2 separate regions of the Homo sapiens genome follow, and region 1 is linked to region 2. Evidence: read pairs that join two places in POLR2A ChIA-PET (ENCODE). Cell type or tissue: PC-3. All regions are shown on one strand. Each heading gives the region's core, and the rest is flanking DNA. Links, peaks and the distances in the headings are about the cores only. Region 1 overlaps SLC8A1 (solute carrier family 8 member A1). Region 2 overlaps LOC105374497 (a long non-coding RNA gene).

What was found. Peaks named below come from ENCODE experiments on the same cell type or tissue, not always from the same donor. Only the 100,000 strongest peaks of a DNase experiment are listed, where the experiment ranks them.
Region 1: POLR2A ChIA-PET joins it to region 2 with 6 read pairs; 1 of 35 experiments calls an interaction of 5 or more read pairs at or near these places.

What each region holds. Positions count from the first base shown.
Region 1 is chr2:40,249,827-40,266,374 of GRCh38, reverse strand. All of the region lies in intron 2 of SLC8A1 (solute carrier family 8 member A1), which reads left to right. SLC8A1-AS1 (SLC8A1 antisense RNA 1) reads right to left here. Exons shown (of 5, transcript NR_038441.1): 4 at 14,601-14,691; 5 at 11,166-11,955. Among named protein-coding and RNA genes, the nearest start is that of SLC8A1, 190 kb to the left of the region's middle. In PC-3, for the core only: a CTCF peak has its summit at 9,544; a DNase peak (open chromatin) is centred at 9,524.
Region 2 is chr2:40,725,654-40,742,201 of GRCh38, reverse strand. The region is part of intron 2 of LOC105374497 (a long non-coding RNA gene); the gene reads left to right. LOC105374491 (a long non-coding RNA gene) reads right to left here. Exons shown (of 3, transcript XR_939993.3): 3 at 9,897-10,004. Among named protein-coding and RNA genes, the nearest start is that of LINC01794, 13 kb to the left of the region's middle. In PC-3, for the core only: no CTCF peak of the experiment used is centred there; a DNase peak (open chromatin) is centred at 7,161; H3K27ac peaks cover 519 bases.

The DNA of each region.
Region 1 (16,548 bases), core at 8,173-10,672, 480 kb after region 2:
TAAACTAGGGGCTTCAGAGTGATATAGCTAGTCATAAAAATGTGAACTTTACCCTAGGTGAAACTGTTCCTTAGATGTGATTGGACCTGTTAGGCTCAGGCTGGCAAGATGGAGAATAGGAGACCTGAGAATATGGTACTTCTGTAGTTTTAAAAGAAAGGAATGTCTACATATGGTGGCCCAGAAAAGGCATCCTTATAGCAATTTTTAAAAATGCACACATATTTCAACTTAAGTTGAAGTAAGCTATGTGCACCAATTTCTAGAAAATTTTTAAACTCAGTCTTCTGGGGGAACAAAAACCTAAGAATTCTGAATTCTTCATTCTCCCATTGTTGAAGTTAGGAGTTAGTATGATTTGATAGAAGAGTGGCTCCCCTTGGGAAATTAATGTGGCTTTTTTATGTTAAGTGGGTCAAACTGAATAGATTGGAAGCATTTGGCCTTGGAAGGTTTTCACAGTGGTTACTTCAGTGCATGTCCAGATATCCTTGGCTGCTAGTAGATTTTTTTTTTCTTTATGCCTGGAACTTCCTTCAGCAAATAATTGCATGCTATAGAAGTGTTGCACTCTCAAATCTTGTTTCCAGTAATATATGAAGGGAGCCATGCTGTAAATAAAGATTAATCATTTTTCAACATCTAAGCAGCAGCTCCAAGTACCACATGGGAAATGAATTACTGCTCTTTTGGTCCTGAAAAACATCACATAAATCATTTAAAAATTGATTTTGTTAGCCACAGAATTGCAGGCTTATGATAAGGGCCTCCCTCCATCCTATGTAATCTTCAGGTCATGAACCTATGGGAAATAAAGGGTTCTGCTAAACTAATGGATCTTTCTCATCAGTTTTATTATCTGCCCACCTCTACCAACTTTTTCGCTACCTTTCCATTGACCTTTGCTCAGAGAATTTTTAATTTTTTTTAAGTCAAAGAGCAACAGAAAAGTCCATTTTCTTCGAAGTGGAAGGTACATTCACAGGGTGTTTTATTTCTAATAAGCAGTGTACTGTAAGGTAGTACAAAAGCATTGGCCTTAATACCATAAGACCTGAGTTTGAATGCTAGATCTTAATAGTTTCTCATCTTTGGAAAGTTAGAATAAGCTATGTTATCCTGCTGTAATGGACAACTGTAAACATTGCAGTGACCTAAAATAATAAAGATCTATTTCTTACTCATGCTGCATGCCCATCGTCTACTCTACATTGTCCTTAATTCAGGATACAGGATCCTGGACAATCCGCCTTCTGAAACATAATTCATTGTGGCACAGTGAAGAGAAGATGACTTGAAGATTTTCACCAAGAAGCAACACATTCCTCTGTCATTTACATTTCATTAGCCAAAGCAAGTCATGGCAACATAATAACTTCAAGAGAAAGGTGAAGTGTATCTTCCCCTGTGCTCATAAACACCCTCTAAGCCTCAGTTTTCTTACCTGCAAAATGATACAGTACTGCTGTCCTCTGGGTGTTGCTATAATTAATGGTCATTAATGACATGTGTGCTCTATTTTTTTTTTATACTTTAAGTTTTAGGGTACATGTGCACAACGTGCAGGTTTGTTACATATGTATACATGTGCCATGTTGGTGTGCTGCACCCATTAACTCGTCATTTAACATTAGGTATATCTCCTAATGCTATCCCTCTCCCTCACCCCACCCCACAACAGTCCTCAGAGTGTGATGTTCCCCTTCCTGTGTCCGTGTGTTCTCATTGTTCAATTCCCACCTATGAGTGAGAACACGCGGTGTTTGGTTTTTTGTCCTTGTGATAGTTTGCTGAGAATGATGGTTTCCAGCTTCATCCGTGTCCCTACAAAGGACATGAACTCATCATTTTTTATGGCTGCATAGTATTCCATGGTGTATATGTGCCACATCTTCTTAATCCAGTCTATCATTGTTGGACATTTGGGTTGGTTCCAAGTCTTTGCTATTGTGAATAGTGCCGCAATAAACATACGTGTGCATGTGTCTTTATAGCAGCATGATTTATAATCCTTTGGGTATATACCCAGTAACGGGATGGCTGGGTCAAATGGTATTTCTAGTTCTAGATCCCTGAGGAATGGCCACACTGACTTCCACAATGGTTGAACTAGTTTACAGTCCCACCAACAGTGTAAAAGTGTTCCTATTTCTCCACATCCTCTCCAGCACCTGTTGTTTCCTGACTTTTTAATGATTGCCATTCTAACTGGTGTGAGATGGTATCTCATTGTGGTTTTGATTTGCATTTCTCTGATGGCCAGTGATGATGAGCATTTTTTCATGTGTCTTCTGGCTGCATAAATGTCTTCTTGCAAGAAGTGTCTGTTGATGTCCTTCACCTACTTTTTGATGGGGTTGTTTGTTTTTTTCTTGTAAATTTGTTTGAGTTCATTGTAGATTCTGGATATTAGCCCTTTGTCAGATGAGTAGGTTGTGAAAATTTTCTGCCATTCTGTAGGTTGCCTGTTCACTCTGATGGTAGTTTCTTTTGCTGTGCACAAGCTCTTTAGTTTAATTAGATCCCATTTGTCAATTTTGGCTTTTGTTATCATTGCTTTTTGTGTTTTAGACATGAAGTCCTTGCCCATGCCTATGTCCTGAATGGTATTGCCTAGGTTTTCTCCTAGGGTTTTTATGGTTTTAGGTCTTTAATCCATCTTGAATTAATTTTTGTATAAGGTGTCAGGAAGGGATCCAGTTTCAGCTTTCTACATATGGCTAGCCAGTTTTCCATAAATGGCTAGCACCATTTATGAAACAGGGAGTCCTTTCCCCTTTTCTTGTTTTTGTCAGGTTTGTCAAAGATCAGATGGTTGTAGATCTGTGGCATTATTTCTGAGGGCTCTGTTCTGTTCCATTGGTCTATATCTCTGTTTTGGTACCAGTACCATGCTGTTTTGGTTGCTGTAGCCTTGTAGCATAGTTTGAAGTCATGTAGCGTGATGCCTCCAGCTTTGTTCTTTTGGCTTGGGGTTGACTTGGCAATGTGGGCTCTTTTTTGGTTCCATATGAACTTTAAAGTAGTTTTTTCCAATTGAATTACAGCTAGCACTGTGTTGCTATTATATGTTATGTATCATGCTAAAAATGCACTGCATTATTTTTGTATTCACAACAACTCTACAAGTTGGCCATTATTATTGCCATTCTGCAGGTGAAGCTGAGGCTTGGAAAGGTTAAGTGACTTCCTCTTGAATCAACCAGCAAATGGTGGAGCATGGCTTCAGTCATCCTCATCAGCTGACTGCTCAGCCCATGCTTTTCACTCTGCTCTGTAGGTTTTTCAAAATGTAAGTCATTCGCTGAAGGACTGTTTACATGATGAAACCATTTTAGAGTTGGCATAGCCATGTCATGAAGTTATTTCAATGCTAAAATATTTTACCTTCTTAGGAATTACGGGAGGGCCATTTGCTAAGGACATTGTTACTGTACTGATTCTTGGGTACCTCTGTGGCCACTTCATCCTATGTTCCCACATTTCTCCCTAAACTTAGTAAGTGTTTGAAAGAGGTGGGAGGAGAGCTAAATATGATCCAAATTTTAGCAACTCTCTCATATAATATCTGTATCATTTGTTTAGGGCAAGCTGGCCTAGAATTGCTATTTTGGACTCCGTGCCCACCAGTTCCAACCATATATGCATTACTCGAGCAAAATCTCCATGAACAACCTGTCTGTCACATTCTATCATGAATCAAGAACAGTTCCTAGTGCAATTAGGGACTCAAGAAATGTTTCTTGAATGAATAAATGCATACCCTTATGTTTTATTTTTATAAAAATACAGAGTTAGTGTTTCTATATCATGGCTTCAAGATGGTTTACAAACCAATAGATCAAATATACTAGAAATGTTAGAATTTCGCTCATTTGTTGTTTAAGTTAGATATTGCTGGATTTTCCAGTGGATCAAAGACTATATTTACCAGCTGATCTTATTCAGTCCACCACTGGGTTTAGTTATGATAAAGCCTCATAAAAATCTATACCAACCTCTCACCTGGAGAAGAATGGAAAGCATTGGTTTAAAGAGACAAACTACTTACTCATTGTTTCTTGCAGTAAACCAAAAGCTATCATAAATATTGGCAATATAATAGTGAAGAGAGGGCCGGGTGCGGTGGCTCATGCCTGTAATCCCAGCACTTTGGGAGGCTGAGGTGGGCGGATCACAAGGTCAGGAGATCGAGACCATCCTGGCCAACATGGTGAAACCCCGTCTCTACTAAAAACACAAAAATTAGCTGGGCGTGATGGCGCGTGCCTGTAGTCCCAGCTACTAAGGAGGCTGAGACAGGAGAATTGCTTGAACCCAGGAGGCAGTGGCTGCAGTGAGCCAAGATCACACCACTGCACTCCGGCCTGGCCACAGAGTGAGATTCTGTCTCAAAAAAAAAAAAAAAGTGAAAAGACACATTTCATGTCTTCAAGGAGCTTACAATTGTGGAGCAAATATTACACAGGTACTACACAAAGGAAGACAAAATAGTAAATTTTGATAAGAATAGTAGAAAAGTAATCTTGTCTTACCCAAAATCCTTCCCATCATCATTTTCTCTTTCTCTTAAAAAGACATGCGAAGGAAAATGTTCACACTTACTGAAAAGCACAGTGCAACGACTGTGGCACTTACGCAGTACCCACTCGCACATTTTTCTCTTTAAATAATTCATTCACACCTGTATGCAAATAAAGGCATAGTATTTTGTCATACAGAGTAGCATGGGCTCTTTCTCCACTGAATGGCTGACATAGAGCTACCTCATTTTTAGGATCTACCAGACCTCCCATCTGAAACTAACATTGCCTAAATCTCTGAAAGAAGGAACTCAAATCAGCCAAGAAAGACCTTGGGATTGAAGTCACCCAAAACAGCCTAAAATTTTCATCACATATTGTTTGAGATTTTCAACCTCAGTAGAACTCCAGCAAAATCCCAATCGAGCAGTTTCTAATAAATTCTGTTAGATTGGTGCCCCTGCTTGGTACAAAAGAGAAACCCTTTTAGCCAAGATGGAAAAATAACCAAGAAAGAGAATCTGAAAAGAGCTGAAAAATGATTGCCTCTGCAAGCACAAGCTGTTAGTGTGTGTGCAGAATACTGATGGCCTGGGCTTCCCCAGTTTCTTATGGAAGAGACTCCACAGGGACTTGTGGGTAATTGATCTCCACACATCCAGCAAGCACGCCCCAGACTGGCCTTCCAGTTGGTGTGATAGAATGACCTGCCTTTCTACTACAGAAGATTCTCATAGTCAGGATTTTTCACAACACAGCAAGTGCCATTTTGACCTGGCTCCATTGCTTCCATCATGCATTTAACATATTTAGATTGTAAAGAAAAACTGTAGGAGTCCTTCTGTCTCTCTCCCTTCCTGTTCTTCACTAAACTGTATTCCTAGCTATGGCTACATTGAGTAATTCCATCCCTTTTAATTTGTGGATGGAAATAAGATGAAAAGTTCTTGAAGGAAACTTAGAATTCTACAAAGTTTGCCACACACTCTTAGGTCGGACTATGAGGAAGGGAAAATTGCATGCCTCACTTTCTTCAGATATGTAAAATAAGCCACCTTGTTTTAGAGATTTTAGTTACACGTAGGAAGTCTAAATTAAAAAAAAAAAAAACCACATACACATTTTCTTATCTTTGAAAGGAAAGGTCAATAATTCAGCAGACTATATCACAACTAGAGTTGAAAGACACCTCTTTTTCTTTCTCATTTCCTCTTTTTCTTTACTGGAAGCTTGAATTCCTATTACCTCTCCTCCAGTGACTGTGGGTATAACTGACATTAATTTAAATGTCTTTGAACTTATTTAGTCATCAGCTTTGGCAAGAAGGAAGACTTATAAAACAAAGTTCACTTATTTTAGACGTTACTGTTAAAGTTTTGTTTCTGATCAGCCTAAGTCAATCAGAGTAGGTTGGAAGCCTATGGGAAAAAAAGGTATTAAAAGTCGATTTGGTGAGGTTGGTAAAGAAGCTGTTATTTATATTCCAAGTTGAGACCACAGACCTATCTTCTATGGGCTAAGGACCTCTGTAGCTGATCTGGATTTTCAGTGAGCTCTGAACAGCCCTTCCCTGGTTCCCTTTTGTGGTTTGTCCTTGAGGAATAGCTTGACAGAGTTAAATGAACAGGTTGTGAAGATAATTCACATTTGTCTATTATAAGGAATGAAAGAGAGAGAAAAAAGGAGGGGAGGGTGTTGGGAGAGAGAATCAAGCCTGTGTTCACTTTCTTGGACTAAGGAAATGAGTCATTGTTGATATGTAAATGTGTTTGTTAGGTTGCAATATATTTAAAGTGTTCAGGTATAAGTTGTTCACACTGTACTTGTAATCAGCCAATTGAGTTCACTATCAACTTTCTTAGGGATGAGACATAGAACACATACAATTTTGGTCAGAAAGATGGTTGAAAAATATCCTAAGTGCCATCTAGTGAGAGGTGCCTGTGCAGCGAGCAGTAAACATGGAAGCACTGAGGGTCTTATGCAGAAACTAATAGAAGATACATGGCCAAGAGAAAATTAAAGCTTATTTACTTGGTATACTAGCCCAAACTCTTTGCCAAAGTTTGAGTAAAAAGACTATTGTTTTAAAAAATCAAAATAAACCTAAGGAAAATAAAGATTTGCTATATTGGCAATAGTAAATCAACCTCCAAACCCTAAGAAAAGAGGCTTCTAAGAAAAGGTTCTCTTATGGGTATAAAGATTGAGATGGGGTTAGCAGGGCATGGTGGCACATGCTTGTAGTCCTAGCTGAGGCCAGAGGATTATTCGAGCCCAAGAGCTCAAGGTTGTGGTGAGCTTGGTTGCATCACTGTGCTCCAGCCTGGGCACAGAATGAGACCCTATTTTTAAAAATTAAAAAAGAAAAAAGATTGTGAAGAAAGTGAAGAAAGCAATGGGAAAGAGCTCTGGCAATGGGATAGAAAGAAATGGGATTAAAAGATATTACCTTTTCAAATAAGGCAATATCTAGAGGGTAGGACTTCTGTTAAGTGGATCTCTATGTTGGACAGGTGTGGAAGGAGCTGTTGAAAACAGTGAAGACTCAAATGTTTAGGTCTTTCAGCAGCCAAGTATTTGTAATGGAAGGCTTCTATTATCTCCATCCTTGGAAGTGGTCCAGCTCAGAACATCAGCTAGGAATATCACAGACAGAATTTCTCTCATTACTTGAAAAGATTGATTCTATTACCTCTAGGGTCCATTTCAACTCTGAGCCATCCAGAAATCTACGTTGGAGACTGCCTATGGACTTTCTCCAAAGTACTAATAGTAACACCTCACACCCTCACACCTGTCTCACTGGCTCAGCATCTCTGAGGTCTCTTTATGTCTCACAATTTATAGTAATTAATCTATAGAACTGTGCTAAACTCTAAAGAAACTGGATGAGAAAAGTATTTCCTTTTTTTTTTTTTATTTTCTTTCTGGTTCAATTACAACCATTGGGGGATATCATCAGGAAGATTGGGTTTTTTGTTGTTTTTTGTTTGTTTTTTGTTTTTTTGAGATGGAGTCTCACTCTGTTGCCCAGGCTGGTGTGCAGTGGCGCAATGTTGCCTCACTGCAACCTCTGCCTCCAGGGTTCAAGTGATTCTCCTGCGTCATCCTTTCATGTAGCTAGGGTTACAGGTGCCTGCCGCCACACCTGGCTAATTTTTGTATTTTTAGTAGAGACGGGGGTTTCACCATGTTGGCCAGGCTGGTCTCAAACTCCTGGCTTCAAGTGATCCACTGTCTTCAGCCTCCCAAAATGCTGGGATTGCAGGTGTGAGCCACCAGTGCCCGGCCAGTAAAGACTGAGTTTATACCAACAAGATCAAAGCCCTTACACTTTAGCCAAGTCCAGAACCCCAAGCAGGGTTTTGGGTGGAGAGGGAGGAAGAAATGACAGGTAGGAGCCTTGGTGCAGGAGATCATATTTCAAGCTTTAGGACCAATCTGAGAAGGAAATACGAATGTCAGTTACTTTCTTTCATTTTGACGTCTGAAGGTAAGTGGCTTCCCACACGTTGGGAAGTACTTTGTTCTTGCTCTTGGCATGCCAGCACTCACAGTGGCTAGAACCCATCCCAGAGACATGCTCACTTAATGAAGGAACAAATTGCTGAGCACTACATCCGACCTTGGAGATGTCAGTCTGTAGGCAGTCAGGGAAGCCAAGGGTTGTAATTTGAACAAAATGTCACTGTTTAGAGATTTTTCTTTATGTGCTTTTTCTGTGATGATAAATTACAGGCCTGTGCAGGGGATAATAACACAAAATGTTTGACAGCTTTTCTTACAATTGTTTGGCATTCTGTTTGCTTAATTATTGTCAGCATCACCCACGCTGGTATATTGTTGAAGGGAACTGTAGTGCCTGTCAGAGCAGGCACCCGCCATTCTCCTTTCCTCCTCACTCTACTCCTGTCGTTGTGATTACAGTTTAGGCATTATCTATCTTTGCTGCGGGAAATGCTTTATTAATCTTGCAGTCCTGTGTCCATGTGGAGATGTGGTTCTGCCATCCAACCAGATAGGAAGACAGAGCAGAAAAAGTTACTGGAGAATTTCATGAAGGTCAAATTTAGAAAAAGGACAATTTGGTTCAGTTAGGTGCTTTGCACACTGAGGAACATGCAGAGAAATCACTTGCTTTATGGGTTTGGATTGGGAAATTATCTATTTATGTAATCACACTGCTTTGAAAGGGAAGGGAATTAATTGCTTTAATTAACTCCAGTAAAGACTAGATTGTCACAGGGGGAGTGTTGATAAAATGTGCTTTGAGTGATCTGATACGCTCTTGGATATAGTGGCTGGAAATAATAGCTATCTCTGTAATCAGTCATTTTCCTTTCTCTGGGACCTCACTGATGATGTTCCTTCCATAAACTAGGCTGCCTAGAGGGTCAAAAAAAGGAAAGGTCAAAAAAAAAAAAGGTGGTAAACAGCTAATTTCCATAATCGTCATTGATTTTTTCAGGAGTTTCATTATCATGTCTTCGGTTTCCTCTGATTTGGGACCATCTAATTTTCCACCAGTAGCTGATTGCAAGTGAATGGGACATGGGAAGTATGCTTGCGTGTTAGGAAGGCACTAGAGTACGACAGTGAGCTAAGATCTTTTTATTTATTTATTTTTTATCTTTACTTTTTTCCAATGAGCTAAGATCTGAAAATGATTTTCATCATGCATTTAGCTAAAGCCCAATTAAAAAGATTGTAGTAGACCGTATATTTAGATTCAGGCTGAGAATTATGATAAGATGTAATAAATACACAGATATGTATATTTGTTATGATTCATTTTATTCATTTATTTATTTATTTATTTATTTATTTATTTACTTACTTGATAGGCTCAATCTTATAATTTGTCAGATGAGACTGCAGAGACTTTTGGGGCTGAGTTGCTGATGGGCTCACCTACTGTTCTAAAGGGAAGCAACATTCTCCCCTCTCAAGTTTCAGAAAAGGGAAGGCAGCCAGAGAGTAATGCAAAAGGCTGTCCCAGGTGGCAGAATAGAGGGATTGCACTCAGCATCCCCAACCCTGTGGATGCAGGAAGTACCCTTGGCCTCAGGCATCCTGCAGGCCTAAAGTGTGTTCTGGGGAAAGCCCAGCTCAAAATCTGGTGATAGGCCTACAGCCTTCTCTAAAGACATTTTTTTTTCCTGCCCTCCATTGCCTGGCTTAGCATTAGGAAAGGTTGGGTGATTTAAAAAACAACAACAACAAAATGAAGCTACTTAGCATTATTATGGAGCAATAATGTGTCCAAAAGGGAACGAATAATTTAAGACAGAGGAAACAAGAACATTAAATGCGTCCAGTAGAACACTTTAGACGTAAAGATAGAATCACTCCCATTATGCACCCTTTGAAAAGAGGACTGTCTGTCTTTTACATGCCTTCTGGCATTTTTTTTGTCATGTAAATGCATATATGTGTATATGTATACATCATAATGATCATACATTCTTGAATTCATGAAAGTATATCTTGGCCAGTGAGCCTTGGTCTTAAAACACATTAGAGTAACCCCATTAGAATCCAGGCAGCCGTCTCAAAAAAGGAATTTTATATTCCACACCTCTCCTACCCTCTTCCACAGAGTGTGTGATGTGTCCTTAAGAGTGTGTTGACGTCATTTGGTTAGGAGTGGGAAGGTCCAATATCACCGGATGTTCATTTTAGGACTCAAGTAAAAATGCCGTGTGTCTTATGGTTTTAGAAATTTCTTGCAAGATTATGCAGATATTGCCAGGTCACAGTCTCATTGTCGTTACCCATCCTGTGGCTTCGGTTAGATTTCTGAGTTCCCATACAGCACTAGGAACAGTCCCAGGGCCTGTCAGCATTGCTCTTCTAGTTTGCAGACTGACACCTCTGTACCATGGCCCTAAATTCAGTTATTCACTTCTAAATACATGTGGACTCAAGGATGGTGCCAGAGAACACCAGACGTAGTCTTTCCTTCCATCTTTTTAGTGGAAGTTTCTTGGGCTCAGGGTAATCACATTTTCTTGACTAATTGATGTGACAAGTATATCATTTTGCTTCCTTTTCTGCCACAAGCCTTGCCTCATAGATATGTTTGAAGGATACCGTGATAGTCTACCCTTAACATAGTTTGTCAATTAAGGCAGAGGAGATACCCTCAAACTCTTTTCATTATTCTCTTAATTCTGCACGTATTTATTTTCCACAACAAAATTATGAGATGCTAAAGCTGGAGGCCTTCACTATACAAATAAGAAAAATAAACTCCAGAGAGGTGAAGTAACAGAACCAGTCTCATAATTGCAAGAGAACCTGAAGCACTGAGGTTTCCTGACACTTAGTCCAGAACACTTTCTCCCTACTACACATCAGCCTCTTTTTGATGATAGTGGAGATGTTCTCTGTACAAAATAGTTTAGAAGAAATGTTGTACATTTTCCCTTTGAATATACATGATGAGAGATGATAGTCCAATAGCTGGGTGGCATTGTGAGCTTCTAGGACCTCCCAGAAGCTGAGGATCTGTATCCCTGCCATGGGCTGCATCTCCAGCTGGTTTTCTGCCCACTCACAGCCTGCAAGTGTGCAGATGGTAAGGATATCATCATTTCCACCATGGGGGGTGGGGGAGAGTAGGGGGAGAAAAGACACTGTTTCATTTAAGTTTATTTCAAATTCCTTGTTGTTTGTCATGTTAACATGCTCTCACATTTGCAGACATTAACCAACAACTAGGAGGAAAAAAATTCTTGTCTTAAGCGCAGACATAGAGAAATGGCATCTAAGAAAAGGTCTGTCATTTAAGGAGAAAGAAATAAAAAGCAAAGAATGAAGACAGTCAAGGAAGAAATGAAGAAATAGAGAAATAAATTAGAAACAGGCGAGATAGAAGGAATGGAAGACTCAGTGACAGGGCTCAATCCTATACTGTTTTTATAATTAAATAGTGCCTTGCACATCAGCCCAGTGTTCACTCTTTGATGTAATTGCCTGCTCATCAACATATGCAAAATTACAATTGCACAGTGTGAGTGCTCAAAGGAAGATGTTAATATTGCTGTAATGAGCCTGTCAATCTTGTGAAAATGAACAGAAACCAATATGCTGGCAGAAGTTAATCTCCAGAGAGACAGTTTGGTGGATCTGATAATTGACCAGTTAGTTATTCAGATCAACTAGACAGCATTAGAGTGGCATTACCTTGGAGTGTATGTGTTGTAGGTTAAAACTCACAATTTTCTGAAGGAAAATTAGAAATAATAAAAAAGAAATTTTTAAACCATTTCTATAAGAAAATGATATTTTCAAGAGTTCAAGAGACTAATTCTTTACTGCATTTAGCTTCATGTTTTTGATATTTTCAAGAGTTCAAGAGAGTAATTCTTTACTGCATTTAGCTTCATGTTTTCTGATGACCTGTCTGATGCAGGATCTAAATAGCCTGAAAAAAAAAAAACAAAAAAGCATGATTTACAACTTAAGAGCATTTTGATAGAAAAAGGATATGTTATTAATTCAATATGCCAGCTCTGAAACTGAGTTTTGCATGCTGTCTCACAAGGTGTGGCATTCATTTTGACCGTTAATGTAAGGAAATTACTTAAGACCCCAATCTCATTTCTATTTTTAATTTATCAATGACTTAGCAGTTGGAATTAGCTTTTATTTTCTTTTTTTATATTAATTTTTTGTTGACATAATGATTATAAATATTTCTAGAGTAGAGTATGTGTGATGCTTTGATACATGCATAAAATGTGTAATGATCAAATCAGGGTAATTAGAATATCCGTCATCTCAAACAAACATTTACCATTTCTTTGTGTTGGGAATATGCAGAAGTTTTCTTCTAGCTATTTTGAAATATAAAATCAGTTATTATTAACTGTAGTCACCCTGTTGTGCTATCAAACACTGGAACTTATTCTTTTTAGCTAACTGTATTCTTGTACCATAAACCAACGTTTGTTTCTTTATCCCCCACTCCTGCTGTCCTTCCTAGCCTTTTTTTTTTTTTTTTTTTTTTTTTGGAGACAGACAGAGTTTGGCTCTGTTGCACAGGCTGGAGTGCAATGGCATGATCTCGGCTCACTGCAACCTCCACCTCCTGGGTTTAAGTGATTCTCCTGCCTCAGCCTCCCGAGTAGCTGGGATTACAAGTGCCCACCACCATGCCTGGCTACTTTTTGTATTTTTTAGTAGAGATAGGGTTTCACCATGTTGGTCAGGCTGGCCTCGAACTCCTGACCTCAGGTGATCCGCCTGCCTCGGCCTCCCAAAATGCTGGGATTACAGGCATGAGCCACCGCGCCAGGCCCTTTAGCCTCTTTTAAGTACCATTCTACTGTACCTCCATGAAATCCACTTTTTTATCTCCCACATATGAGTGAGAACATATAATACTTGTCTTTCTGTGCCTTGCTTATTTCAAATTAGCATATGTCCTCCAGTTCCATCCATGTTGCTGCAAATGACAGGATTTTATTTTCTATGGCTGGACAATATTCCATTGTGTGTGTATATATATACACATATATGTGTGTGTATATATGTGTATATATGTGTATATACACATATATACGTCATATGTACATGTATATATGTATACATATGTGTATATACGCACATGTATGTATATGTAAATATGTATAGATGTGTATACATATACGTGTATATATGTATATTTGTGTGTATATACATATATATGTATGTATATACATATACATATATACGTGTATATATGTATACACGTATATATGTATATATACTATATACATTTATACACATATATAGTATATACATGTACATATATACATATACTGATACATATGTATATACATATATACAGATACATATATATGTATATACATATATACAGATACATATATGTACATACATATACACACATATGTATATATGTACATACATATACATGTATGTATATATACACATATACATACATATAAAATTTGGCTCAAAATATATATTATTGGAATCAAATGTGTATATATACATATATGTATACACATGTATATACATATATATGTATATGTACATATATACACACACATATATATATGTGCTAACATTCACCTTCTGATTAAATTGAAACTCTCCAATAAAAGAAGAGCTGGTTTGCATCTTATTTTATCCCCCTTCTAAGCAAGCAACTTTTATGATGACAGGTCTGGAGAGAAACATTTAAAAATGCACTATCTTGGCCGGGCGTGATTGCTCACACCTGTGCACCTGTCATCCCAGCACTTTGGGAGGCCAAGGCAGGTGGATCACTTGAGGTCAGGAGTTTGAGTCCCTCCTGGCCAACATGGTGAAACCCTGTCTCTACTAAAGGCACAAAAAATTAGTTGGGCTTGGTGGCGGGCGCCTGTCATCCCAGTTACTTGGGAGGCTGGGGCAGGAGAATCAGTTGAACTCAGTAGGCAGAGGTTGCAGTGAGCCGAGATCATGCCACTGCACTCCAGCCTGGGTGACAGAGCAAGACTCCATCTCAATCAATCAATCAAAATACAAATGTACTATCTAAAAAAAAAAACTGCACACATATTTGCAAATGCAGAAAGAGCTGCTTTATATTTTGTCAGACTTCACTGGCTTATCTCAAACTCTGTAAAAGAATAAACCGCGAAGTCCAACATCTGAACCCAGATTCACTTCAGCCACCTGTAAATTCTCTCTATATGAATAAATTCATACAACCACATTATAGAAAATTTGGAGATGAAAATTAAAAGAGGGAAAATAATTCATAGTTTGCTCATCCATCAACACTGATTAACCATTTATTGTTTGCTCAACAATTTAGCAGATTTGTAATCATATTGCATATATGGTTATATAAAAACAAACTTTTTTCTCACTAAACTTTATAATAGCATTTTTTGGTATTATACACTCTAAACATTTTGGGGAACTGAGACTACTTGTATCTACACGGACTTTATTCATAATACCCGATGTATATTGAATGAATGAAAATATTGAAGGAGAAATAATTGCATTTGTATATATGGTTGGATTAGACCAACTTCTAAAAGAATAGAGAGACGAAAGTCATATGAGGCTTACCGTGCATGTATTTACTTATTAAATGGTGGCCTCCATCAGGCTGAGATTCAGCTGTTGACCCTCTCTCCCAGCTTCCAGTCACTGCCCTTGCCTGAGAAGCACAAAACAAACAAGTTGAGCGTCTCAATGAAAAGATCCCCTGTAAGACTACCTTGCACAGCGTATCAAATTGCAAGGGTTAAAGTATTATTAATAAAATAATCATGAGACAATGCACAGGCCTTACAAGCTTTATTTACAGGTGATTTACTAAGATGTGAGCCCTGGTCTGCCAGGTTTATCTCTCAGGGTCACAGATGGCCCTTTTTGGAAGAACGACTCTTCCATTCTTGTTATTTCTCCCTCTCTGCCTGCCACCTTTTCCTGCTCTTCTGAGATGAAGCATGCCACACAACAATGAAGAGATTTTCCACATTAGCAGTATTGCCAGCCAGCCACTTCTCTTTGTGTAAGTCTGTTTACACAGTCTCCTTGGCAACATAACGTAGAGGTTGATTTTTCTCTTTTTTATATCTATCTCTGACTAGCAGGTTTGGTTTTTCCCTTTGTCTGAAGCTTATCTACCTCACACACTGAATTATTTCTATTGATTTTTTTTTTAATTCAAAAAAGAGAATCATTTTCACACCTTAGTATTTTAGTATTTTCGCAATATCCCCTGCAGAAATCCAGTATTTTCAGGGGCTCTTAAAAAAATTCTTCAAAGTAATTACTGAATAAAACATTTCTTCTTGATTGGAACTTGCTACTCTTTAACTCTCCCGAGTTCTGTAGACTGTATATATTCTCCCCCGACGCCTTCATTTGATAGCTGGTGGGAGTTTGGGGCCACCCAAAAAGCCAGAATAATCATCAAATTCTGACCCTCCTTAGTATTGTGATCCAATCAATCATTGGAACTACAGAACAGTTACAGGTACTTTTTTTGCATATACATGTATGATTTCACCTATATTGTGCTAAAGTACACTGGGAAAACATCCCATTTGCCTTTCCCCAAACCCCAAATTCTAAACCAGTGGAACACAAGGCACATTTAACATAACTCATGGGTAAATGTGGGTTATTGAGAGACTCACATCCTTGGCTAGGAGAAAGTTAGGCGAAAGTTTCTTTAGTAGCAGATCACTACAATATGACCAAATTATGTTCCATAAGTACATCTATTGAAAAGAATAACTCGAAGAGTCACTCTTCAGAGAGATAGGCATCAGAATTATAAACACACGAGTCTCCTGACACCGCCCCCCCACGCTTGCACTTACATTTTCCTGTCATGGTATCAGAGCATGTATATGTTGAAAATTTATTCAGATCATTTCTGTTGTAAAGTGCCAGCTAATGATCACTAATTTTAATAATATTGGAATTAAGTTGGATAATCTATTATTTGCCAAGGTCTCAGATTGTTTTCTCCAGTTAGTACTTGTAATCTCTTCGTAATGCATATATTATTCCCAACTTGTAGATAAAAAACTGAAATTCAAACATGTTAAGTAATTTGTCTGTTGTCCAGAGCAAGAATTTTAACTCAGCTTAATTCCAAAATCCTGTTCTCTTTACCCTGTATTGAATTTCTTTCCCCCAAATTATAAAATAGTATTTACTTATTTCCAGACAACTTTTATTCTGCTAACACGTTTTATTTATTTGTCATCACAATGTCCCCTTTAACAATTTAAGCTAAGGAATTGTTCTGTAGCTTGTTAAGTCAGGTTACAGAACAATGGCTTGGTTAGAATTACTTTAAAATATCTCACACATACATACACCCGGAAGGTTTTGAGTATAGACCTAGACCAATAGATTTGGATGTTTACTTTTTAATATAACGGTATCTTCCTTTGAAACAAGTACTGCTACTTATCAAAATATATTTTTTTCAATTAAAATCTGCAAATTGAACATCAATTAGTCATTTCAGTGAAGTCTACACCCTTCCTGTGTT
Region 2 (16,548 bases), core at 6,022-8,521:
CTCCTAACTCAAACGTATAGGAGTCTAACTAATTGTTTATTCACTGAACTCATTGGTGATTTATGCTGAATAAGGTTGTGGTAGAAATTCCATCATATATATATATATATACATATGTCTTTATATATATATAAAGTCTTTATATATGTATATAAAGACTCAGAGACATATGGATATTAAAGCAGATTTTTCTTGTACCATCTGCTAGCTCAGTTCATAAGCACGACTCACAAGGTGACCCAGAAGACCTCTTTTCAGAAGACAGCACAAGCATCCTTGAAAAAAAAAATTGTGGTGACTGCAGATGAAAGTGAGAAATGCTGTAACTGAAATAACTTCACTTATTTCGTTATGGATGCCGATATCTGAGGATGGCAGGATCCTTGTAGCTATAGTTAACTGCCAGAGGAAGCATAGGCATGATTACAGTATTAGGTAACATAGCTGGAGTAGAAGTTGAGTAATTTGACCCACTGAGATCTTTGATAGTGGCTCATTACTCATGGAATTCTTAAAGTAAAATCAATAGGAAGGTTATTAACCTACCTCACCTGTTTAACAAACACATCCTGATGAACAGAGAACTACCTTGATTCACCATGATATTTATTAATAGGATGACCATATTGTTTATTATCCAAATTAAAATATATTTGAAAATGAAAGCTGGAATACCAGGCATGAAACAGAAAAAGCATTTTAATTCCATGATCCTGTGAAATGTCTAGACAAGATTACAGGCACTCTACAGTCTTATATGGCTGTAACTCTATAGTCTTATATGGTATGTCAAAAGCCAGTTGGGTATTGATGTTTATTGTCCTTTTTTGTCCATAAAATACAGATTTTGGTCAAATTTTATAGTTAACCCTGCATAATAGAACATGGTAATTTAAAACATTAACCAAAAATAGAAAACACTGTATCTCCATTTAAAGTGTTTCGGTATGTAAAAAACAACTAACTTTAGGGTTGAAAACATCTAAAGTACATAACCATTTTTAATTGCAAGGATCACATGGGTTATTTGTTCATTTATATTTGAAAATCTTAATTCAGGAAGGAAGATAACATAAATGAGTTCCAAAATTATCTCAGGAAGTATCCTAATATGTGTAATAATATCCTACAATAAAATTTTTTTTGATGATTTACATTTTAAGAAACTATGTTCTCCTTACAGGAAAGGGGTCAAATAGAATAGCTGATGTATTATTCCTGAAATATGAAGAATTTGATCTTAAACCTTAAGAATTCTATACATCTGTGTGTTACTGAACACAAACTCAGAAGTACAAACTTTTGAAGTTCTACTTTTGAATGTTCTACTGTGTCCTTCAAATGTATATACAGCTATTTCGGAGAGATGTTGGGGATGAATTACCAAAAAATATAGAGGGAATTACAAGTAGTCCCCTGGAGTCCCCCTTGTTTTGCTCTTCTTTTCTTTTGATCTCTAATAACCATTTCTTATGGAAAATAAGCTTGCTCCCAATGAGCTTTTCTAAGTCTTTTGAACACTTTATTTCGTAACTCCCACCCCTTTTCTGTCACATTGCCAAGTTCTGGCCTTGACATGTTCATTTTCCAGGATATAGCACTGACTGATAACATTATCATTATGATCAGGGCTAGCTTTGCAGAAAGTAGAGTGACTGAAACACTAGAAGACTCTCCAATCCCCCACATCATTATTCTTCATGCTTAAAGTTCAACATGTCATTTCATTTAATAATTGCCTTTTCTGTCCAGATTATCTTTTGAAATGCAAACTGTTTTAGAAAAAAATGAATATGCAAAAACCACGGTGTAAATAAATTTATCAGTCATTTTCTGTAGGTGAATAGAGAGAACTATTTAGTGTTAAGAAAGAAATTAAAAGAGACAAGAACCTAAAGTAGAGGCTGGAACACCAAAGATAATTATATTATTCCTTAGAGCCAGATGGGCTGATTATTATTTTTGATCGAGAACACACTGATCTTAGCCATTCCAATTCTGCTAAAAACTACCCTTTGATGACTGCTAATAATGAAAGTAATTTTTTTTTGCTTTCTCACATATATTCTCCTTCAGTATTATATTGTTATACAATAATACAATTATTATAATGATTGTGTTATTCCTTAGAGCCAAATGGATTATTGTTTTTGATTGAGAACACACTGATCATAGACATCCCAATTTTACTAAAACTACCCTTTGATGACTGTTAATAATGAAAGTAAATTTTTTTGCTTTCTCACATATATTCTCCTTCAGTGCAGTATTGCTAATAATCAGTGGCTAAATGTTAAAAAGACACCCTAATAAATCTGCATCCACTCATGAAAGACAGAAATGAGCACTCAAATACTATGACACTGTGATGTGTGCACACATGGTCTTGCCACTACTGTAGTCTTAAATGGCTAACTGGGTATTGATGTCAGGTACTCCACATGCTGTAGAAAATAGCCTGGCAGTGAGTGTTTTGGAAGGTCAAAGGTTTAGGGAAGAGGACAGATATTTCTTTCTTGAGAACCTTTAAATGGAATAGCAGTAGGAATTCCAAAGCAGAATGGTAAAAACACATATTACCCTCACCTTCTTTTTTGAAATTTACTCAAAACAACGTGAACCGAAATCAGAAATTCAGCACAAACTCTACCCATAATTAAGCCAGAAGAGAGCTGTTGACTCTAATCAAAATGTATCAAGATAGAAAATGGATGCAATACATGTAAATGACATATCAAAGAGAAGATTTAAATTAAGAGTAATGAGTCATGGTAGAGAAAAGTATCTTCAAAAGCACATGTATTGATTAGTTCTACAGACACTCAAAAGGCTCAAGAATTCACATAACTGGTCAACATAAGAGTGAGAAGAAGGAAGAGGACTGAAAATAGGGAACTTTTCAAAAGTATTTATAAAGAGAGGTGAGACCCCAAGGGTCTACATTAATCCATCTTTTCTCACTGCCCAGGGAAGGAAAGGTTTATCCTCTGTGGTGTCCTTTTTAACTCAGATTATGTCATCTTCTGGTGAAAGCACTCCAATAATTTCCTTTCACTTTTTCATGTTCTATTTCTGTTTCAGAAAAAAACGTAACTAAAATGTTATACTTTCTCTAAGGGTCTTTGATATACTTAATTTTTAAATAGGAGTAATTAAATTTAAAATTAATTTTTCCCACTTGAGTGGGAAGATTGCAGACTACTGACCAGTAGCTTTAATGACTGTCTGCATTCAAATCTACACTCAATAGTTATATGTCATTGACAAGTAAGTTACTTAACCTCTTTGTTCATCAGTTTCCTCATCTATAAAATGCTGGTGATAATAGCACAATTGACCTTTGAACAGGGCAGGGGCTATGGACCCCCTTTGCAGTCAGAAATCTGTGTGTTACTTGTCATTCACCCAAAACTTAACTACAAATGGCTTACTGTTGACTTAAGACCTTACTGATAACATAAACCATCAACTGGCACATATTTTGCCTGTTTTATGCATTGTATACTGTATTCGTACAAAAAGTATGCTAGAGAAAAGAAAATGTTATAGAGAAAATTATTAAAGGAAGAGAAAATATATTTATTATTTGTTAAGTGGAAGTGGATCATCATAAAGACCTTTATCCTCATAATCTTCACATTGAGTAGCTGAGGAAGAAGGGGAGGAGGGGCTGGTTTTGCTGTCTCAGGGGTGGCAGAGATAGAAGAAAAACTGCATATAAGTGGACCCACACAGTTCAAAACCATATTGTTCAAGGGACAACTATTTGTTGACTACATATCATGAAATTGTTTTGAAGATTAAATATGTAAACATTTACAAAATTAGCCTGGAATATAGAGTGCTATATTGGAGTTTCCTATTCTGTTATCTACGTTCTGCTATGATGACCACCTCCTAAAATCTGACAGCGAGAACTAGAAACATATAAAGATGTTTTAAATAATTATTATCATGAGAATAAATTGACTCAAAGTTAGAGACGGCTAGTTACTCATGTACTATCAATTATCTGCATCTTGTCACTGATATATTCTAATTTAATCTAGCGCAACAAAATAACTGAATGGAAGATTACATTTCCCAGTCTTTGCTTGCAGTGAGATACAAGCAGAAGCCATCAGGTAAGAATATCTAGGAAACCTATTGAAAGTGAGAGATTTGCTCTTTTAGTTTTTCCTACTTCCTCATTCTTCCTTCCTGGAATACAGATGTATTATCTGGAGCTACAGTTGTCTTCTTGTACGATAAGGTGACCACAAGCATAGAAAACGTCCTAAGGAAGGCAGAAAAGAAAGATTTTAAAAGACAGGATTCCTTAATGTCAGTAAAACAGCCGTACCAATTCTGGAATTCTTTTATGCACAATTTCTGTGAGACGAAATTAAGATTCAGTCATTTTAAAGCCTCTTTAATTTGAGTTTTGCATTATGTGCTGCTGAAGCCAATTCTAACTTATATAGATGCCTGTAGTGATTCCATTTGACCCAAATAAGATTATTTGTACTATTTTTACTCAATTAAAAATACAAAATTAAGCCTTTAAAATAATATAAATTCAGAATTAACTACAGACCCTGCAATGAGAAACATTTTTCAGTTAGTTTATTCTTTCCATAAGAAGTTTCTCCCTGTTTGTTTTATGATTATATCTCCTCTGTGTCATGGAACAGAGTGTCTTTTGTTTATTTCTTGTAAAGCAGATACAAAATTTGAGTGTTCATTTTACTGTTGGTTTTTCCAGCATTACGAACCCCAAGCTTTTGATCAAATTTTTGTTAGCCTTTTATGTCTGAGGACACTTTGCAGTAATGAATAGTGAACCATTACGATGCTCATAATGTTCACAGTCAATAAAAGGACCATTTTATGTGCATTTGTTGGCAAGGCATACATATGTGAGTTTTAGGACTGGGGAGAGTAAGCGAAAGTAGCTTTTTTTGTTGTTTAACTTAATTTCAAAGACTTCTTTTCCAAGTCTCATTGAAGTCTTCGGTGTTGAAAAAAACTATAAAGACCCTCCTGGCTTCCAGTGACTTGATTTTATCATCCATGTACCACATAGAGAACCACAATATAGTTCCTCGAATACTTGACATTTTTTACATAGACTTACGTAGGTTAGAAGACACTTTTTACTCTGTCTGCTTGCATAGTCCAATGCTGTTCTAGACAACATGATATGGCAGAGACACAGGGATGATGAGGAGTGGTTGGAGGGGCCATTACAAAGAGGAACAGAATACAGTAAATTGTTACTGTAAATTTACTATCTATACCTCTAATATGTACCTTTACTAAGTATACCTCTAATCATCACCTTATGAGACATTAGCAACTTTTATATTTCCAAACCAGCCATCAACACCAAGGGATCTGAACTTAACTGAACTTGTTTGGGTTCCTTCATCATGTCTACAAGAATAACAAAACCACATAGCCCCGACACATTCATCAGGATAAAGGAGAATGGCGGTGAATGTGATTATCACCAGGTATCTCTCTTAAAGAAAGAGGGAAATCCAAAATCACTTGCTTCCGAAATACAGAAAATACTCCCAATTTTTAGATGTCTATTTATCATTTTCACTGAAAAAACATTTTCCCAAGATGAAATAATAAAGAAGAAGGAAAGCAGGCCACAGCATCTTTAAATGTAAGTTATCTCAAGCCACTTTTATTTTTCAGTCTGTCTCAGCTTCATTTTGGCAGTTTTATTCTCCTTTGGAGAATGGAAAAAAAGAAATCAGGTCACCATCAAGCTTTTATTCTTTGGATTAGAAAAGGCAATGAAGGCTGCATGAGCAGCAGTATCAGTAGCAAGGACATTCCAAGGGCACAGCTGTCCCAGATGCATGTAAGGAAATTCCTAGGCTTCAGATTGTGATATTCAGGGTGTAAAATTTCACAATACCCCAAATTGCTATTTTGTAACAACAACCTTAAATTATGGTTATTGTCTTAGTTCATTTGGGCAGCTGTAACAAAGTACTATAGACTGGGTGGCTTATAAATAACAGAAATTTATTTCTTACAGTTCAGGAGACTGGGAAGTCCAACATCAAAGTGCCAGCAGATTCTGTGTCTGGTGAGCACCTGATTTCTGATAGAGAGCTATCTTATGACTCTAACGTCACATGGCAGAAGGAGTAAGGGGTTTCGCTGGGTCCTCTTTTATAAATGCACAAATTCTATTCATGTGGGCAGAGTCCTGATGCCCTAATCACTTCCCAGAGGCCCTATATCCTAATACTATCATCTTGGCAGTGAGAGTATCAACATATGAATTTGAGGAGGAAATCGACATTAAAATCATAGCAATCATATCTTTATTATTAAGTAAGTTATCAAACATTTCTATATGTTCACTTAGATATAAACCCTTTGAAGAGAATGATAAAAACGTTCTCAATGATCCTGGCCCAGTGGCTCCGTGGTTATACGTGGTAAATAAGTACCTTACTATCTCTTCCCCTAAGAGGGCTATTGAAATGCACAAAGCATGTAGAATGGGTAAAATGGTTGGTTTGTGAATCATAAATCTTTTGAACTCCTGTGCCTAGATTGCCATATTAAGCAATTTTTTCGAAAAAGGATTTCCATTTAAATTTGAATTTTAGATGAACAACTTTTTTTTTAGTCTAACTATGCCCCATGCAATATTTGAAACATACTAAAAAAAGTACTTGTTGTTATTTAAAATTCAAATTTACCTAGGTGGGCATCCTGTATTTTATCTGGCAAGCCTACCCCCACCTCATAATAGTACATTTAAAACATTCTTTTAAATATCGAATAAGGTAGATTCAGTCACTGAAGAGTAGACATGTATCTTGTTTCATGTGACACAGTTTAAACAAGTATGTTTTAAACAGTGTGATATAAAATATATTGTGAAGTTCAATTGTCGTTCCATCTAGTTTACATGATTTTTTCTTTCTCTTTAGCTGTCCATATTAAGTCCATAACACATCAGCTTATGGAATCTCAGAAACTCATGTAGAAGTGGGTTTTTTTTTTGTGTCTTATCACAGAAAGATACTCCTTTGCTTTGGAGATGGACTTCCAATCATGTTCTAAAACTAGATTATGAGACCTTTAACTGAAGCATTCCATGAGGTTCTGCAATTATTTTGCCTACCCTGAAGACTTAAAGAAAGTCAAATTCGACATTCCTGAGGTGGCACAACAAATATTTTCTGTATATTGTCATCTTTCTTGTTAGTTAAAATGGAAAATATATACATTCTTCATTCATTCGTAATATAGTGGTTAACATTATAAACCCTATAATTAGGCAGCCTGTTTTTTGTTTCTTATTCTAGCTTCATTGTGCCACAGTCCTTATATTCTCATGCTCCATTATATCATAAAACCTCATGATGTTTAGGGTTTTAAGAATTTGTAAAAAACATACAATATTACTTAATATTTTAGTATCAGCAGAGAAAATTATCCAGGTAGATGAAAACTAACCTCTTTAAATTCCTAAACATTTAATGATTAAATACTTAAATAATTGGGATAAATTATTTAAATATGTTATATGTTTCCACAACTTATAATAAGAAGTAGAACATAGAATATGCTTTTTGAAACTCTGGAGCATTTATTGGAATGCTAATTGTTCTCAAGCACAAACGAAGCAAAGCTCTGGAGAAACATGGCCCAGAAGAATCTTTTTTCAGGGGCAGAAATGTTGTGTGTCTGTGCTATCCAATATGTGGACACAAGCCACATGTGGCTACTAAGCACTTGAAATGCGGCAAGTAAAACTGACCTCCTACATTTTAGATTTAATTCTAATTAATTTAATTTAAATATTTGCATGATGCTTGTGGCTACTCTATTGGACAGTGCAGATCTAGAGAGTTGAGTTGTGAGGGTTTTAAGATCTTATGACTAATTTCTTTAGTTTTTTTTTTTTCTAATTCTGTCTCTTCAAGAAAATTCCATGTAGTTAATTGGTAGTACTTGTCTTTAGTGAACTTCGTAACTGCTTTCTATTTTTTGTTTCTAATAAGCTCAGAATAATTGTAAAAATACACTTTTTAGAAATACACTCATATTAAAAGCAGTCAATTTGAATGAAAACACAATTCTTTCTTAAGAGGAAGGAGTATGTGCTATTGTATAAAGATGCCTCCCTAAAAAGACATTAAAAATAAAGGTCTATGTTAGTTGTGAAAGTTTTTTTTTTGTTGGTCCCCAGCAAGTACCATAAAGTTGACTTATTGGCTAAAAGCTCTCTAAATTAAGGAGTATGCTGTATTTACAAGAATCCTTCACATTTTATTATAATTTTATATTTAATTGTAGTTGATATTAAAAATGCAGAAAATTAGATAGTTGTTTGTTATCAGTGCTATTAAATATGTTGGAGAAGATCCAAGAAAATAAGGAAGGTCTGAGATAGACCAGTTCTTGTCATCAGGAATCTAATTAAGGGATGTTAATCCTGTGGTCTTGAGAAACTAGGCTAAGAGAAAGATTGTAATTATGTGGGATTATGTAAACCACCAGCAAACCATAAAAAGGTATAGTTAATCAATAGTACTAAATAACCATCACAACTTGTAAAAATGTTGTTTTTTGGCCATTAGACAAACGATGCACAGCCTGGTATTTACTAATCCTGACGACTGAATGACATAAGTGATCCATTTGAAAATTACTGTTGATTCATTTATATTCATTTGGAAATAAGACATTCACCAAAATAGAGATAATGAGAATCTTTTACTGTATTATAAAAAAGAAAATGAAAACCTAAACACCCAGGATGCAAAGGATTAACTTTTTTGTTTTTTGGCACTTGTGTCAAAACCTCTAACTCACACCTTCTCCAGATAGTAATTACCATGTCAAAGAAAATGCATAAAACAGGCAGCAAAACAACAACATATCAATCAAAGGTGTTGATACAGACAGAGCACATAAACAACAAAAAAGAAAAGAAATAGAAAGTCATGGTTTCCAGGCATTGTACCTCAGACAATGCAGGACTGTAACTCTTGAAAGAAGAAAATCCATAGCACAGGGATAGAAGTATATGGCCGAACCTGGCAATGTCTCTGAGTTGAAGGGACCAACTGGGTGTCTAGGGAGATCAATGTGTGTAGAGTTTGCAAGACAGAATAACAGAGTCTGGAAATCTACCAGGAGTCTCCCTCTGATCTTCAACTGAGTACTGGTGAGCACATGCATATGATAAAAATACCTGAGGGCAAGGAAAGAAACAGAGGAAACAAAACAAACAAAGGAAACATTCCAGGGGTTGTATACAGGGCCAGCAATTGTTTATGTTCCTCCATCCACAGTAAAAATCCATGTAATTCAATTTAAGAATTACTCAGAATGAAACTTTCATAAAATCAACTGTTTTCCAAAACTTTCACTATGTTGCAGAACAAGGTCAAGAATATTTATAGGAAATATCAAACATGCAACAAGTTCACAATGTCTAATATCCAAGTGAGAATTGTCAGGTATGAGACAGCAAGAAAGTGCAACCATGATGAGTAGATGGTCAAAAAGATCCAAACCAAAGTTCCGAGTATGAAAAATAAAATGAGGTGACAACTATGCTAGTTTTTCAGCACTTTGGAAAACATTGACAATGCAATGCCCTCCAGATGATCCAATCATTCCATTTGTACTTACTCAACAGAAAACTTGCACTTAAATTGTCATAGAATATTGATTTTTAATACCCCCAAATTATAAATAACTCAAATGCCCATCAACAGATGAGTGAAAAAACAAATTATAGAATATCCATATGTGTCAGTCAGTTCAGGCTGCTATAACAAAATAGTTGGCTGGGAGGCTTAAACAACATACATTTAATTCTCACAGTTCTGGAGAATAGGAAGTCCAGAATCAAGGTGCCAGTAGATTTGGAGTCTGGTGACCGTCCTCTTCTTTTTTTGCTGATGGCCTTCTTTTCATTATGTCCTCACGTGGCCTCTCTTTGGTGTAAAAGAAAGAGCTCTTGTTTCTCCCTGTTTTAATGAGGGCATTAATACCATCATGAAAACCTCACCATCATTACCTAATTACCTCCCAAAAGCTTTAACATATAAGTTTGGTGATGGGGGACACAAACATTCAATCCATAGCAGCATACATATGGAAACATAGTATTCAACAATAAAAATAAATGTACTATTGATTATGCTGAATAAAAAAAAGCATTACCTGCCTCTGAAAAATTAAAAGAATATATTCTCTATAATCCCAATTATATAAAATTATTTCAAAAGCAGGGAAAACTGTAGCTGAAGAAAGCGTATCTGTGATTGCCTGAGGATGGCTAGGTGGGGGAGAGGCAAGAGGGAAAAATTATAAAGGAACATAGGAGAATTTTGGAATTTCTAGATATGTTTATTATCTTGATAGTGGTGATGGTTTTACATGTATTTATAGACACATACACATACATCAAATCTTACAGCTTATTTTTATTAAGGTTATGTTTTAAATTGAGATCAATATAGCTATAAAAACAATAAAAGACTTAAAGGACATGATATAAATATTTGAAAATAGACACATATAGTGCATATTTGGTGCTGGAAATTGTTCATAGAACATATAAGCATTGAGTATTGTGTTTGTAGTAGACAGTCAATACATATTACTCTACCATATGGTCTATGTAATATTTTTATTTGAAAATATGTGGCATAGAGCTCAAAGTTTATATCTAAATTACATCTCTAATCACAGTATCCCTCTGGACCTTTTTGGCTTAAACTCAAAAAAGTGAAACAAAAAAGGTTTTACTAAGCCCTGAACCCCAACAACAGTAACATTTAAACACACACACACACAGAAACACAGACACACACAGAAATACAGACACACATTATCTTTTTCAGTAAAATTAATAGCATTCCTATTTAAAGTTATGCATATGAGTTTCTAGAACTCTTTTTAGTGATACCTAGAAGTTTTTTAAATATAACTTATTAACTTATTAAACAGACTGGCACTTACTGGTGCTCAATAAATATATTTTTAATGAAACAATGAGCAGTTTTTTTATCATTTGCATGTTTTATAAGGGCCTGTCTATGAAGATAGCTTCCAATAATGTTTAAGTGATTTCATTATGAATTGGCAGCATTAAAATCACTGCTTTTTATAAAAAAAACAATTTCTTTGTATTCATATGTCCTAATTGATAATGTTAAATAACACTAATGAAATAATATTAGTAGTGTCTAATATTTAAATTTAAAAATAAAATAATTTTTGAAATATTTTTATAATGAAAATACTACATATTGTATCTTGTAAGTTACAGAGAAAGCAGTATTTAGCGGGAAATATATAGCCTTAAAGCTAATATTAAAAAGGTAGAAAATACTGAAGGGTGATTTAGCATATATTTACTTAAACACTTTGAAGAACAGTACAAAAAAATTAAAATAGAAATAAAAACATAAGGAATTTAAGAAAAAACCTTAGAAAAATATTAGAATACATTTACAAGGCCAAAATTTATTATTTGAAAAATTAATAAAATAGACAAGTTCTAATGACAGCAATCAAAGAGAATGAGAAGCAGCACAGTAAATATTAAGATATGAAAAGACTACATAACTACTAGTATACTAGTACCACTCCCCCCAAAAATAATAGAATACTTTGATGCTTTTTTTTTTTTTTTTTTTTTTTTTTTGAGACAGAGTCTTGCTTTGTTTCCCAGGCTGGAGTGCAGTGGCGCGATCTTGGCTCACTGCAAGCTCTGCCTCCCAGGTTCACACCATTCTCCTGCCTCAGCCTCCCTAGTAGCTGGGACTACAGGTGTCCGCCACCACGCCCAGCTCATTTTTGTATTTTTAGTAGAGACGGGGTTTCACTGTGTCAGCCGGGATGGTCTCGATCTCCAGACCTCATGATCCACCCACCTCGGCCTCCCAAAGTGCTGGGATTGATGCTTAGTTTTATGTGTCAACTTGGCTGGGCTATGGTGTCCACTTGTTTGGCCAAACACTAGTCTAGATGTTGCAGTGTAGATATTTTGTTGATGTGATTAACATCTACAGTCAAATGACTTCTAAGTAAAGAATGATGATGATGTGGGTGGGCCACATTCAATCAGTTGAAAGGCTTCAGAGCAAAAACCAAGGTTTCTCAGAAAAGAAAGTTTCCTTCATCAAGATTATATTCTAATAATATAATAATCTGTTATTTGAATAATAGAAATCCTGCCTGAATGTCTATCTGTTCGCTTGACCTATGGGTTTGGATTCAAGACTGTGACTCCAACTCCTGCCTGAGTTTCCAGCCACGTGGCCTTCCCTACAGATTTTGGACTTAACACTGTGATTGCATGAGGCTATTTCTTTAAATCTCTCTCTCTGAGGAACCCTAACTAGTACTAATATTACAATAATGTAATACCAATACATTTGAAATATGACAGCAAAATTGACTGAAAATGAAAATTTAAGCCTGCATACTTTTATGTTCATTAAAAAATTAATTTGATTGAAACCTTTACACAGAGAAATTACCAAGTTTATATAGTTCTATAGGTGAATTCTAATTTATCTCAAGAAGTTGATCATTAATTCTATGTTGTCCCTTCCAGACAATAGTAAAATAGGAAGCATTACTTGTCAGATTTTATGCTTTATTTAAAAACCAGACTATTATGCTCCAAGAAAAAAAAATTACACCCTAAAACATCACTCCCCCAAGAAATATATACAAAAGCTCCCAAAGAGTGTCTTAGCAAACTGAATTCAGCAATGGATAAAAAAGATGCATCGAGTTGTTTCTTTCCTAATAGATTCAAGAATGGCTAAACATTGTAAAATCTTACATTGTTATTCATTGAATTATCAGGTTAAGTAAGAAAAAATATAAATATTTCAATAGATTAGTAAAAAACTTTTAATAAAATTCAATGCCAACTTATGGTTTTAAATTAAAAAGGAAGGGAAGAAACATACTTTTCCTGAGAATGAGTAAATACCAACAATTGATAACACATATATAGGCCTACACTGTAGAGAATTCTCTTGCCCATGTAAACCAATACAAATCAAGAATAGCAAATGTCAATCAATTCTTTGTAATACATTCATATAGTGGAATACCTACATAGAAATGGAAATAGATAAATGAGGGTTGTATGTATCAATAGAGATGCATGTTAGAACATAGCATTGAATGAAGAAATAACAGAAGGTATTAAATTCTATTTTCATAAAACTCATCAAAGAGAAAAACTGGCATATGTATCTAAGAGAAAGACTTTCACAAACACACACACAAAGCAAGTTCCTAATAAATACAAATCAAATTAGTGTTTAGTTCTTCAGTAAGGACAGAGGGATATGGGTTAGGGAAGGAGCACATAGATATATGGGAAGAAATTGATAATGTTCTAGTCATTAAAGTCGATTGTGTATTGATTGTTCTATTATCAGGTTTCTTTATTACACACCTATCATATATGTAATGTGTATAATATATAATGTGTGTTTATATATCTGTATGTGTATATATGTGTGTATGTGTATTCTGTGAATCATGCTTGCATCACGTAGGCTAGATGGGGGCAAAGGAGCTATATCATCCCTGGAGTCAGTCCTATTTTATTGACTCTTTCACACACTCTTCCCAACTATTTCCCTATTTTCTTGCCTCATCCCCTTTACTTGACATTGTTGCTCAAATGTGTTTTAGTAACTCTTTCCTGATTGGAAGAGCAATACAACACATTTCTAAACAGCTGGCATAGTGGAAAAATTAAAGTGAAAATCACCCATAATTCTACCACATAGAGAAAATATCACTTATCTCATGTGTGCATGCACTATACATACACACAAACCCCAAAACAGGAATTTCTATATGTTCACCTTTGTCTACTGCCATAATGTATTATATAATAGGAAAATAAGTAGTAGTATATGTAACATTATGTATGATATAAGCAGTATAATATGCAACATTAAATATTAATGTGTAATATGTATGATATACTATTATACACTATTCTGTTATAATATTAATATAGAATATATCTTATATATTCTATAATATATTAATATTTACATGCTATAATAATATAGAAACTATATTCTATAATGTCATCACATAATTATATAATGTATACAGTTAAATAGTGCATATTTCTTATTTTACTATGTATTTTTTCAAGTCATTGTTTTTCATGACTGGAGCCTATAGGCAGAATTTTTGTTTTACTCTTCTACCAGGTCATCCTTTCTTTATCCAATGTCCAGTAGTTTTCTCTTGACTTGTATTTCCCAATTATTCCTTTCAATTTACAGGTACTTCTCAGGGCTTTTGAAATCTTTATGCAATAGCTAAAGTTTGTCATATACCTTATAATAATAATTAATATTATTTGTATTAAGATAAGTTAAAAAATACAATGCGTCCCTTTGATATTGGGGTATTTGAGATTCCTGTAAGGTCAGAGACTCAATTCTTATAAACATTTATTTTGTTAAATACAGCCTTGGGAACAAATCAACATCCAGTCAGCAAAATTATTGTTAGCCCTAGGTGTAATCAGAATAAAAATAAAATGTTTAAAAAGAAGCACAATGCATAAAGAAAGATGCTCTTTACTTTTCTGGCTCTTTGAGAGAGCAGTGTTGTCATATTTCCTTCCTGGTCCTAAGATATGATTGATACTCCTCTCTGCTCTACTCAGAGCACTCTGTCTGGAGGAAACACATGGGACAATAGCACCAATGGCTTCTGACTCCTACCTACAGTACCACTGCCTTTGTTATATTTGACCAGTCATTTTCTTTCTTTGCCTAGGATGGGAAGGTATGAGACTCAATAAAAAATACAACAAATTGATGAGTTTTAATAGAAAAGTGAAAAAATATATAATTTTAATTTATTGGAGCCTAGTCATTTTTCCAATATGGTGTCCCTTAGTCAATGTTTTTTTTTTAATCTATTTTAGCTCAACAGAATTGAAAAACTATGACTAACCTCACAATAGCAACAACAATAACAAAAATCTATTGATGCTCCCCATATTTTGAGAACTTTGAATAGGATATATTGTAAAGAAAGGTAAAGATCAAGAAATGTTTCACTGAAAAAAATACACTTATTTGGAATTTAAGTGTAACTTAGCCTGTATGGGCTATTGCAGTGACCTAGAATTTAAAAAAGACATCCAGTTGTAAGATAGTGTTCAAATCATTGTCAAGAATTGTTACCCAACATTAAGTTCATTTTCTCTGTGTTTGACTCTGCATCTGTAGCTCTCAGTAACATGAAAAGGTCATTTTATCTGCTTTCTATGGAAAATTGCTAAGGAAACCAAAAAACTTTGACTCTATCTGTGCCTTTATCTTTGATTTGATGAGAGTTTATATGGAAAATTAATAACAATTTTAAATAAAAATAATAACAAAGAGCAACAGTAGAAAAATACTTTTTAAAGAATTCATACCAAAATTTGTATTTGAAGCATTATGGACAAAATGCAGAAAGAGTTCCACCGTTGTCCTTTCTTGCTCCACGAAATTCTGAAAGTTTTGTTTGTAATTTATTTGGCCTAGGGATTAATGAAAGCAGCAGAGCTTTCTATTAATGCGGAAGCTTTTGGGTGCTTAGTGTGTATAAGCATCACCAGGGAAGCTTGATAAGCACACTCAGACCTACTTAAAAGATATGGGGTAAGACTCTGAGACATGCATTTTAACCAATGATATAGATGGCCAGTGACTACCCTTTTAAAACAGGGTCTTCAGTTGGTCACTCTTAGATTCTCCCTCTGAAACGGTTGTGCTATAAATTCTTTTAGGAAGTTGTATGTTGATTTTCAAACACTAAGACCCCAGCTACCTTAATACAGGTCTTTTTATACCTAGATATTGTGATTAGCTGGAGATTTCAGTTTCCAGTAGGAGCACCATGAAGGTGTAAATTGTGGGAAACCTGCCAACTGGTGAAACAAATAGAGTCTCTTGGGGTGATGGATTAAGTGCACCTGAATTCCAGCAAATTTTAAAGGGCAAACTAATTCCATTTCCTTATTTGTGTGGGTGTTTACAACAGCATGTTGAAAAACCAGTTCTATGTGATGTAATCATAAAAACAAATTAGTAATTATCTCCTACTGTTTCTTTAACACTGCTAATAGGAAAGTACAGATACAGGTTTTCCACAACCCAGGAAATCTCATGCCGTTTTTCGGCTACTCACAGGTAATAGGAAATTCTATATTCAATTAGAATTACTAAACATAATATAAATTCAGTAAATAGAATGTCCAGTACCATAAAATAATCAAAACTTTGAAGGTGAAGAGGTCAGCCTTTCCTCTTCTGCATCTGGGTCCTGCTGAGAGCTGGCTATTTGCAGTGAGAGGAGGCAATGCAGTAGTATTCACTTCTCTCAAATTCTACTTCTTCCCCCCTCCTGAAGCTGGCTAAAAGGAATTTCCACTCTGCTAGAATGGAAGAGAGAGAAGAAGGAGAGGCAGATAGGCATCTAAAAAATATTTTATATTACTGGTAAGATTGGAAA